Regions from separate parts of the Mus musculus genome. Here region 1 is linked to region 2. Evidence: chromatin contacts called from ENCODE POLR2A ChIA-PET data. All regions are on one chromosome and are shown on one strand. Each heading gives the region's core, a stretch centred on a gene start or an enhancer-like site at or near the end of the contact. The rest is flanking DNA. Distances are from core to core; before and after follow the strand shown.

The links. ChIA-PET counts read pairs that join two places held with the same protein, here RNA polymerase II (POLR2A).
Region 1: POLR2A ChIA-PET joins it to region 2 with 10 read pairs in Patski. The contact joins the promoter of Pmm1 here to the promoter of Tob2 in region 2. POLR2A ChIA-PET finds 5 or more read pairs at or near these places in 3 of 5 experiments (Patski and embryonic stem cell).

Annotation. Positions count from the first base shown.
Region 1 is chr15:81,957,264-81,962,412 of GRCm38, reverse strand. Pmm1 (phosphomannomutase 1) reads left to right here and starts at 1,483. Exons shown (of 8, transcript NM_013872.4): 1 at 1,483-1,698; 2 at 4,503-4,620. The coding sequence starts at 1,612.
Region 2 is chr15:81,854,521-81,860,247 of GRCm38, reverse strand. It overlaps Tob2 (transducer of ERBB2, 2), which reads left to right and starts at 1,922. Exons shown (of 2, transcript NM_020507.3): 1 at 1,922-2,312.

The DNA of each region.
Region 1 (5,149 bases), core at 234-2,733, 100 kb before region 2:
GACAGAAAGGGGGCAGCTACAGTGTACTTACATATAATCAATAAATAAATCTTTTTAAAAATGACAAAAAGATATAGAAAGGGGCTGGAGAGATGGCTCAGCGGTTAAGAGCACTGCTGCTCTTCCGAAGGTCCTGAGTTCAAATCCCAGCAACCACATGGTGGCTCACAACCATCTGATGACCATTTCTGGTATGTCTGAAGACAGCTACAGTGTACTCATATAAGTAAATAAACCTTTTTTAAAAAAGGTACTTCTGAACATCTCTGAACACCATGATTCTCTCTCACTTGCTTATTCTGTCTGTCTGTCTGTCTTTATTTCTCTCTCCCTCTCATGTTCCCACTCCATTTCCCCAATAAACCTTGCCCTAGATCTGTTCCTGGCATGATGTCTTTTTTTTTTTTTTTTTGGTTTTGGTTTTTTAGAGACAGGGTTTCTCTGTGTAGTCCTGGCTGTCCTGGAACTCACTTTGTAGACCAGGCTGGCCTCGAAATCAGAAATCCGCCTGCCTCTGCCTCCTGAGTGCTGATATTAAAGGCGTGCTCCACTTATTACTCTTACTGAGGACCTGAGTTCAATTCTCAGCACCCATACTGGGCAGCTTACAACTGCTTGTACCTCCAGAACTAGGAATCTGAAGCTTTCTTCTGGCCTCCTGCAGAGGATCAGGGATTTGACACCCAGCACCTACAAGGAAGCTCACAACTGTGGGTAATTCCAGGTCCAGAGGATCTGACACTCACTTCCATCCTGACTTAGGTGGGCTCCTGCATGTACTTAGTGCACATCACCCCAGGCACACACGACAAAATAACACAACAAAAAAGACTCGCATAAAAGCTTACAAGTTAGAGATTTATGGCATATTGGCCCTTAGTAGGTTACTTTTGATTGGAAAAAAAAAAAAAGCAACAAACATTTCTCACAGTAGGTAAAAGCCATCATGGGATATTTTTCTCTTTTCTTCCTTCTCTCTCTCCCCCTCCCTTTTTTTGTTGTTTGTTTTGTTTTAAAAAATAGGGTCTTATCCAAGGCTGTCAAGGCTACAAAGGGAAACTCTTGTTTTGAAAAAACAAAACAAAACAGAGTATGTAGCCCTGGCTGGCCCGGAACTTGTTTTGTAGATAAGGGCCTCTGCCTCAGAAGGGCTGGATCACAGGTGAGCCAGCACGCCGGGTTCTCCCTGAGACTTCAAGCTCAAGATGACAAGGCAATACCTTCGTCCTACTAACCTTGGGAATCACAAGCAGAAGGCTCTGAGTCCCGCCCTTGCCCCCCAACCCCCCCCCCCCCCCACCGTAGGGAGCGCCCTGAGATCAACCTCAACCCGCTGGCCCGACACTGTCTTCCGGTTCAACCCCTTTTCCCGCCGGTTCCTATCTCCGTCGGGTACGAGGACTCTGACCCCGCCTACTGCCACGCCCCTCAATCCTAGGTGCCTGTACTCTTCTTTCGGCGCCGCAGGCCCCGCCCCCTCGCGGGAGGGCCGATGGCCACTGCTCCTCCCCGTGCTGCGCAGCTGGCCCCGCCCCGGCCCCGCCCGGCCTCTGTCGCACGCGACCCTGGCGGTGGCTGCAGCGACAGCGCTTGGCGCGCGGAGCTACAGCCATGGCAGTCGCCGTCGAGGGCGCCCGCAGGAAAGAGCGCATCCTCTGCCTGTTTGACGTGGACGGGACCCTCACGCCAGCTCGCCAGGTAAGGGCCTCGAGGTTCCAAAGCTCCCGCCCAGAGTCACGCCGGCATCCGTGACCCAGCGTGAAGCCGTCACTGCCATGTCAACGCAGACACCTGCGCGACCCTGTCGGAAACGTGGAGTGCAGTGGTACCGGCTCCTGTCACCGAGGAGATGGGACCCAGGCCCTCTCGGCCTTCCAGGCCTCAGCGCTCCCCGCGCGGGTTGGCATCCACGTTCCTGCCGGGAGCGCAGATGCTGTATCCAGCCTCCGGGAGGAGCGTCTATGGGCGATAGGGCGGGTATCCCCAGTTCCAGGCTTGCACAGGCCCAGGCTGGGCTCTGGGGTGGTCTTACCCCATTTTAGCCCTAGGATGCACAACTAGTCCGTCCTCAAGCTAGCGTGAGAACGCGGCGTTCCAGGCAGAGCTCCGTGCGCTTCTAAGCCCACGGTCGCCCTCTACTGAGGGCAAGGAAGATCTCTGAGTCTTTGCACTCTGGCGTCCATAGGCCTAAAACTGGGTTTAGCTCCTTAAGCCTCTTAGGATGTTTGTTTACCTTCCACCTGGAGTTGGAGGGAAAGAGAGCTGCTTTTCTGATGAGTTTTGGTTTTTGTTATTGGTATCCTTTTGGTTCCACCCATGTGAAGGTGAAAGGCCCCAGGGCTAGTCTGTTTACAATAGAAGCACTGTAAAAAATGGGAGTGCATTCTCCTGTCTGCACTTTATAGTTCACCCTCCAGTCTTTAGCCATACCTAGTTTTTCTCCCTTCGAGTCATCCTGGGTCGTTCTCACCCATCCTTCTACCTTTGGGATCACCGGGATGATCAGAGCAGAAATGGGGGTGGGGGGCCGAGCTACTGGGCAGAAGCCCGTGTGAACCTAAGTCTTAGCTTCCTGGTAGGCCTTCCACTCTCCAGAAGGAATCGGGCATCTTTCTTTCCATCCAGCAGAGGTGGATCAGGAAGATGCAGGATTGGAAAGGAGGTGGTCTAGCCTAGGCATGCCTGATCCTTGTGCTGCACTGACTTGGCAAGGCCTGAACAAGAACCGCCTGTCAATTTGTCTACTACTAGACAGACTTAATGCTTACTAGAAAAGCTTAATGCTTTTTTTTTTCTTCTTCTTTTTTCTTGTTTTGGTTTTTTTGAGACAGGGTTTCTCTGTATAGCCCTGGCTGCCCTGGAACTCACTCTGTAGACCAGGCTGGCCTCGAACTCAGAAATCTGCCTGCCTCTGCCTCCCAAGTGCTGGGATTAAAAGCATCCGCCACCACTGCCCTGCAGTTTAATGCTTTCCAAAGCTAATTTTTAATTATACATGTAAGTAATGAAAACTTTAAAGGCTAAAGACCACTTCGAACCTCGCCAGTATCCCAGGCCCAGCCCCCATCCTCGAGGTAGTATACTGGAGCCCCTTTATCTCAATTGCTTTGCCCACAGCACATACTAGACATGATTTTGTGAGGCTCTGTTTCTGACTTGGCATTATCCTGCTTATGGTATCCTGCAAGTTCCTTTAGACCATAAACAGCATGCTTTAAGACCTTGCCCCGTTGGAAGCACAGATCTGGCTTTATCTGTGCCCTGGTCTGGTAATGTTTCCAAGGAAGTATGTGTCACTGTCTGGCAGATAAGCATAAGAGTTGCTTGCAGCCAGTATTTCACTATTACAAACCATACCCCAAGGAGCAGAGAAGCTGAAATGCTAGTGGACAGGGGATGGACATGAGAGGTGTCAGTAGATGTTGCCAAATACTTTCAAAACAGTTGCACCAACTTATGTTTTTGTGGGGGCCAGAGTTCCCGTTTCTTCTCTCCCCTTGTCGCTAGCTAGCTAGAGTCTCTGATATCTGAATATATGGAAGTTTGAATTCCGATTCACTTGTTCAAATTTCCTTGGTGGAGAATCCTTTTATACTTTGGGCACGTTATTTCATTTAATGGCTACTGTGGTCCCCTTAAAGTGGCTCCTGGTGTGGCAGACATGTTGTAAAACGGGAAATGGGGCACAGAAAGGCAGAGCCCTCTGCTTAAGGCCTCTTGCTCAGATACATGAGCCAGAGCTAAGCAGGTAGAACTTCTGAGGTCTCTTTGCCTTGGGCAAGTGAAGAATCTTTTATTTGAAAGATTTGCTACCAGAGATGTTTGCAGGTTTGGATGTTTTTCACATACTGAGCATGTGCGTAATGAGTTGTTATTAGGCATCAGGAGCCACCCGGACACACAAAATCTGTTTGTGTTTTAAATCTCTTTTTTTAAAAAAATGATGTATTTATTTATTTTATGATTATAAGTACACTATTGCTGTCTTCAGACACACCAGACAGAAGAGGGCATCAGACCCCATTACAGATGGTTGTGAATCACTATGTGGTTGCTGGGAATTGAACTCAGGACCTCTGGAAGAGCAGTCAGGGCTCTTAACCACTGAGCCATCTCTCCAGCCCTGAAGTCAGGTTGTTAAACCTCAAGGCAGGTTCCTCCACTCACCAAGCCCGCTCATTGAACCTCATATGTGTTTTTTATGTTGTTTACATACCTTTTGTTTCCAACCCAAGACCACAGGCACTTTAGACATGTGCCCAACCCTATTTAGCGCATTTCTGGGTTTCTACGACAGACACATCACTTGAGGTCACCTGTGAATTCTCTATCTTGGGCATTACTTTTGTGCTCAAACAGTTGTGCATTTTGCATTTCTGATGTTTTAATTAGGGGGTGCTCAGATTCAGGTAGGAGGGCTCCCTAATTCTGAGCACTAAGTCAAATAGAGGTCTCCGACTTTTTGATAACCGGGCCCTTCTGTCCTTCCTGCCTCACCACAGAAAATTGACCCTGAGGTATCGGCCTTCCTGCAGAAGCTACGAAGCAGGGTACAGATCGGCGTGGTGGGTGGCTCTGACTACTCTAAGATCGCCGAGCAGCTGGGAGAGGGGGATGAAGGTAGGCATGGCAACGTCTTTTCCTGTTGGAGTTGGGGTGGGGTGGCTCCACCCTGAACAGTTACTGAGTCCCTGACAGTAGCCAGGGACCTTGCTAGATTCTGGAGAAACAGCTAGAAGTGGAGCAGTTAGCATCCTGCCATTAGACGATGCACATTTTAATATCTCCCTGCTGAGACTCGACTGGCCTCCATTTATGTATCTGTTATTTTAGTTTCTTTGTCGTTACTGACCGCATGGTTAACAGTGTCTGTGGCTTGTTGAGAATGGCCATGTATCAGTCCTATGGTCTTTAGGGGAGACATGATTGACTCATGTGTGTGTATGTGCCTACATTTGGAGGTCAGAGGAAAGCTTGCAAGAATCAGTTTTCTCCTTCCATATGGGCCCCAAGGATCAAACTCATGTTTTCGGTCTTGGTGGCAAGCGCCTTTATCCTCTGAGCCATCTCACCAGCTCTGTTTATTGGTTTTGGAGACAGAGTCCCACTGTGGAGCCTTGGCTGGCCTGGCGCTCCGTATGTAGACTCT
Region 2 (5,727 bases), core at 673-3,172:
CCGGGATATAAACCCACCTATTTCTATGGCCGCCTCTAATGATAGACTACAAATACCAGCTTCCCTTGCGATACCAAAGGGTACAAACGTTTGCTTACCAGAAGCTGTATCTAAAACCCAATCAGACGTCTCTCTCTGCTTGACGGCCAATGGGAGGGCTGTTGCTAACATATCTGTTTTATTTTTAGCTTTCATCCTTGTGGGCGGTCTCATGGCATTAGATGGAACACTGGGGGTGGGGGGGTGGGGGCAGGGCTGCTAAAAGGGAAGGGTGAAGTGAAGAGGGGCATGTATGACGCTTGCTGACGCACAAGTAGTCCCAGGAGAAGCCCCCGGGCTGTCCAGCTCGGATTGTGGGGGATGGGACACACGCGCTTAGGTTTCCTCCTGCCATCCTGGCACCGCGGAGTTTGCCCTCCCGCCCGGCATTTCTCTCCTCCTGTCTAGGAAAGCGTATTTAAATCTCTATACCTCCGTTGATCTCTGCTCTTGCCTACGTGATCAAGGAAAATAAAACGCACACAGTTCGTAACTGGAAACTTTCCGATCTCACCGCCCCACGTGGGTTCGGAGACTGCCGTTGCACCGGAACCTTCAGGAACGTGAATAAAGAATAGGGGTTGGCCAGGCGTGGTGGTGCACGCCTTTAATCCCAGCACTCGGGAGACAGAGGCAGGCTGATTTCTGAGTTCGAGGCCAGCCTGGTCTACAAAGTGAGTTCCACGACAGTCAGAGCTATACAGAGAAACCCTGTCTCGAACCCCCCCCCCCAAGAAAAAAAAAAAAGAAGAAGAGGAGGGGTTGTTGAATTGGAAAATAGGCGAACTAAGGCGGGGGCTAGGGGAACTGTACACAAGGCCAGCGGTCCTCCAGCCTAGTCTGATAGTCCAGTTCTCCTAGGGTTTCAACCCGCCACAGATCCTAGACCCCCTCATCGCTGAGCCTGCACTGTCACAAAGCCACAGAGTAGAAAAAGCGTGACCAAAATCCGGGCCCGGGTGCGCCTCGCTTCGCCGCCGCCGGGTGCTGTCGGGCTTAATGAACACCCTGCTCACCTTGCCAGGGCTGGCGCTTCTTCTGCGACTATTGCTAGAAGGAGCGCGGCTCTCATGCTCTCCTGTGCGTGGGTAACCTGCTCCAGAGAGCTCGAGGACCTCAGCAGAGGGGCGGCGGTCGCGCGTGGCCAGCCCTATTATGGTGTTTGGGACCCAACTTTCCGGGCTGGGAGTGCATGACTAACCGGTGCTCCGCTCTTTTTTCTAACCCTCGATCTTCTTGCACCCTTCCCTTCCCTTCGATCTTCCACGTCCCCACCAGGAGGGCGACACTGGTAAACTCAGGTTAGCCTACACTCAGATCCAGAACCTTCCTGGAGGTGGCATCGTGCCACTGTCTCCCCAAATTCAGAATGAACAAATCGGAACCGGGGAGTTCAAGTCACGGGGACCGTCAGAACTGAAGAGTCATGCCGTCTAGGTCTTAGGGAACTTTGAGAGCTGGGGCTAGGGTTTGGAGTTCTCAGGGCCCCGGTGATGCCAGCAACAGCCACTGTGTCCCAGGCTACTTCCTAATGGCCTGTTGTGTTCCAGGTCTGTCCCTACCCTCCCCGGGGTTGGTCTACACCGGTTTAAAAAAAAAAGAAAAAAACGTACATGGCGAGCTCAGACTGCTTTGGAGTCTTAAGAGAAGAAATCCGGCGCTAAGGCGCTCAGAAGGATTCCGAGGGTGAGCAGCCCCGCTGAGGACGTGGCAGGGAGGGGTCTAGAGGAGACAAGGTGAGAAGATCGCTATTACACTTCCCGCAGAACCTGGAATCCCAACCTACGACTGGGCTGCGAGGGGTTAAAGATGCCAAGGGAGGAAAAGTAGTCCCGGCCCCGCCCCGGCTGGGCGGAGGGACGCATCACGCAGGGGTGGGGAAAGCAGATTCATGCGCAGGGTTGCTGAGGGTGAAACTTTTCATTGACTTTGCTCACTTCGGGCCCAGGCGCGGGAAGGTGCAGGTCGTTGAGACTGAGTGTCGTGGGAACCGAGAGGCCAGAAGGACAGGACCTGCCAGACGAGTACATCCAGGGCTGGCCTCCATCCACCGCGTGACGGGTGCCATCCTCGGGTCCGCCATCCCCGCGCCGTCGCCGCCGAGCTCGACCTCCAAAAACAGCGGAAAGAATCACATGAGCTCGGTCCTCGTCCCTCTCTACCCTCAAACGACGTAAAAGGACACCGTGGCCCTCAGCCTCGCGGTGCCCGGGAAGCTGGGAGAGAGACCTCCGTCCCGCGGCCTGCAGAGCGGACCCTTCGTGGAGACCCGAGTGAGTGCGCGGGCTTGCGGGCGGGGGACGCCCACACTGGTCCACTCCCCTGCTGCCCCTCTCCGGATCCGCCCCTGTTTCGCTCTCCATCACTCTCTTTGATCCTGGGGTACCTAGTTTCGAGTGCGGCCCTCTCCTAAGCGGAGAGCGTTTCCTCCTTGACCTCCTTCCCCATTTATTCACGCCTCACTCGTTATGTTTTCCTTGCCCCCCCCCCCCAGAAACCAAACTCTGGCCAGAGTTAAATAAATTATGGGAAGGGAGGGGATTCTATCTTTATTTTTCGGCTGCTTTTCACGTGTGCGGGGTGGTGATTATTAACACAGTCTGTTTCTGTCCCTTTGGAACCTGTGAGATGGGAAATTTGGACATCCCCTTCTTGGTGACAGGGCCGGTTAGTGGAGAGTGCCCTTGGGTTGCCGAGCAAGAACTCATTGCAGGTTGAGCTCTTTATATACTTGTGTAGGCGGAAAAAAAAGTACCCAAAGAGCCTGTCGGATAGTGTATTAATTGTGTCTGATCTCTTCTATTCCTAAACTTCCCCTTCTGTCTGAGGGGGATGTACTCCGCCCTTGACCAAAAATCTAAGGAGGGAAAAGGGAAAAGCCATCCCCTCCCCTGGGAGCAACCAGAACTTCACACAGCAGGCTTTGGGATCAGCAGACAGGGTTTCCGGTGCCAGTTCGGTGTCTAACCTACCCCCCCCCCCCCCATCCACCCTAACCTATCCACCCTGGCCTGGGAGTGGGTTTGGTTTCTCTTTGATTTCTTAACAACAATAAAAATCCTGTTGCTTGCCTGAGCGCCTACCCCCAATGCCTCACTTAAGCACTGGGGAAAACAGCTGGTGTGGGAGGCAGGATTAGGGAGGTTTAACACCCTGCCGGGGAGGGTTGCTGAGGATCTGGTAAGTCTGGTCCTAGGGTAGGCCTTGTAATGGGGAGGAGACTCAGACTTTCTGAATATTGGATGATGCCCGGGTTTCAGATGTACGGATTTTGCTTGCCTGCCTGGGAACCTTTCCCCATTTCCTTTACCTGGGTCTGGTTTCTCAGATTTGTATTAAAAGTGGGGTAAGGCTTGGGCACTACCGGCTTCGGGCTTTATTGTCGACCGGGTGCCTCCTCACAGCTCTACTAGGAATTTCTTTGGCTTGGCCAACAAGACTGGAGAATCGGATCTAATGCTTGCCATTCCCTTCCTGGCTGTGGAGGTGCTGGAGCAGAGCCTACTGAGTATTAGGTGAAAAGGGCTCGTTTCTTCTTGAATACACTGCTCCTACATCTACCACAGACAGCGACACTCCTTTGAGATCCAGAGGCTGGGGCCGGAGCGGTGGCTCTATCCATTCCAGCCCACCTGGTTCATCTAGGAAAAACCCCTTAGTTGCAGAGCCCTGATTCAGTAAGCTTAGGAGGTCATGAAAGAAAAGGGGAGTTATTGGAGTCTAGCCTGAACAAGGACGTGGGGAGAAAGGATACCCGGTGAGAGGCCTTATGGGCAGATTTATGCCAAACGTCTCTGGTGATGGGGGGGGGGGGGCACCCACTCGCTGCAGTGCGCATGTGCATCGGAAACTTTTCCTGGGCTTCGGACCCTTGGCCAGGACCTAGAGCGGGGCATGCGCGGTCTATCTGGCTGGGCCCTCGCGTAGTACACAGGGAAGTGTAGTGTGCTCGAAAAGTAGGTCACGAGTTTCTAGCCTCGCCAGGAGGCCAGAGGACTACGTCTCCCAGAGTGCTGAGCGGTACCGCCTTGAGTGAGGCGAGCCTGGGGCCCCTGAGATCCCTGAAGGGACCTGCCTTGGACTGTGATATGGGGTGTAAGCCCGATGCGCTCATCACTGCAAATATCCTGGAAGGGCTGCAATCTATATTGCCCGCTGGGCCGCTGCCTCCAGGATAAAAGCTAAGGACTAATCCCTGGGAAGCAAGCTGAGCCTTGCTGTCGCTGTCCACTGTGGCTGTACTTCTTGACCATGTTAAAATGCCCCCACCTACCCACATTTACCTGAAGCATGGAGATGATTGATTCTAGGATGTTGGGAATTTGAGATACCTGAATTTTTTATATGGGAGGTATAGATTCCTTTTCCTCGCCCTTTCTACAACATTGCTTCTCTCTCGCTTTCTTCCTTCCTTCCTTCCTTCCTTCCTTCCTTCCTTCCTTTCTTTCTTTGGTTATCTTTCTAGTGTTTTGTTGAAAAAAAAAAAAAAAAAAGATCCGAGTCCACTGCAGCTGCTTAACAGATCTGTTTGTTCTTTTTTGGAAGGGTAGTTATTTCTAAGCTTTCCAATCTTAACGTACTTCCATAAATATTTTATATATAAGGACTATAATTTGCCCATCACTTTCTAAAAAAACAAACTCGGCCAAATGGTTGCGCCTATCTTTAGCTGAAGACAGGACAGTAGCAGCACTTTAATCCTCTGCTCTGTAAGCTTCTCGAAGTCAAAATTAGAGTCTGAGCTGATGGAGCAGGGGATCTCATTCTACTCGCCTGGCCTTTTTGTAAGGCTCCACACTGTCCATCTGGCCTGACATGTCCTCCAGTTAGAGAGGGGAAGGAGGCGCTTTGAGTCCTTGTCTGTGCAGAACACCTCTGAGGTATAAGTGATGTGCAGACCCGGTTGCTTATGCCACGAATGCCGGTTCTCTAGGCAGGGCTGATGACAGCAATCCCATTGTAGTTTGGAGTGAGGCAGCTTTTCAGTGACTTTGGCCTACATTTAGAATGTTCCCTTTCTGAGGCTGTACTGTTCAGGGGTACAGGGGTAACTGGAAGGCAATTGTACAGCAAAACTTGAGAAAGTTTCTACATCTAGAAAGGTGTAGAAGCCCTTCCGGGTAGAATAACTAAGAGGCTCGTTTTAAGAGACTCTACAGTGCGTTTAAGACAGTATCACATTGACACTGAATCTGTTTTACTTTTCAAAAAATCCTTTAAAAATACCACTCGTAACTTCAGGCCCCTTCCAGAGACCTGATGCAAACGTTCTCCTCATGTTGGACACCTTCAGTGGACCACTGTAGTCCTTTCAAACCTCCATTTTTTTCTAACTTATTATTTTTAATTATGCACAGATCTGTGTATCTTCATATGGGTATGTGTACATGAGGGCAGGTGGCTGAGACCAGAGACATTAGATTCCCTGGAGGGAGAGTTCCAGGTTGTTGAGAGCTGCCTGGCATGAGTGCTGGCAGCCAAACTCGGGTTCTCTGGTAGAGCAGTGAATAGTCTTAACTACTAGGCCATTTCTCTAGAACCTTGAACCTTTTTTTTTTTCCTTTATATGTAAGTACACTGTAGCTGTCTTCAGACACACCAGAAGAGGGTGTCGGATCCTGTTACAGATGGTTGTGAGCCACCATGTGGTTGCTGGGAATTGAACTCAGGAAGTCTAGAAGAGCAGTC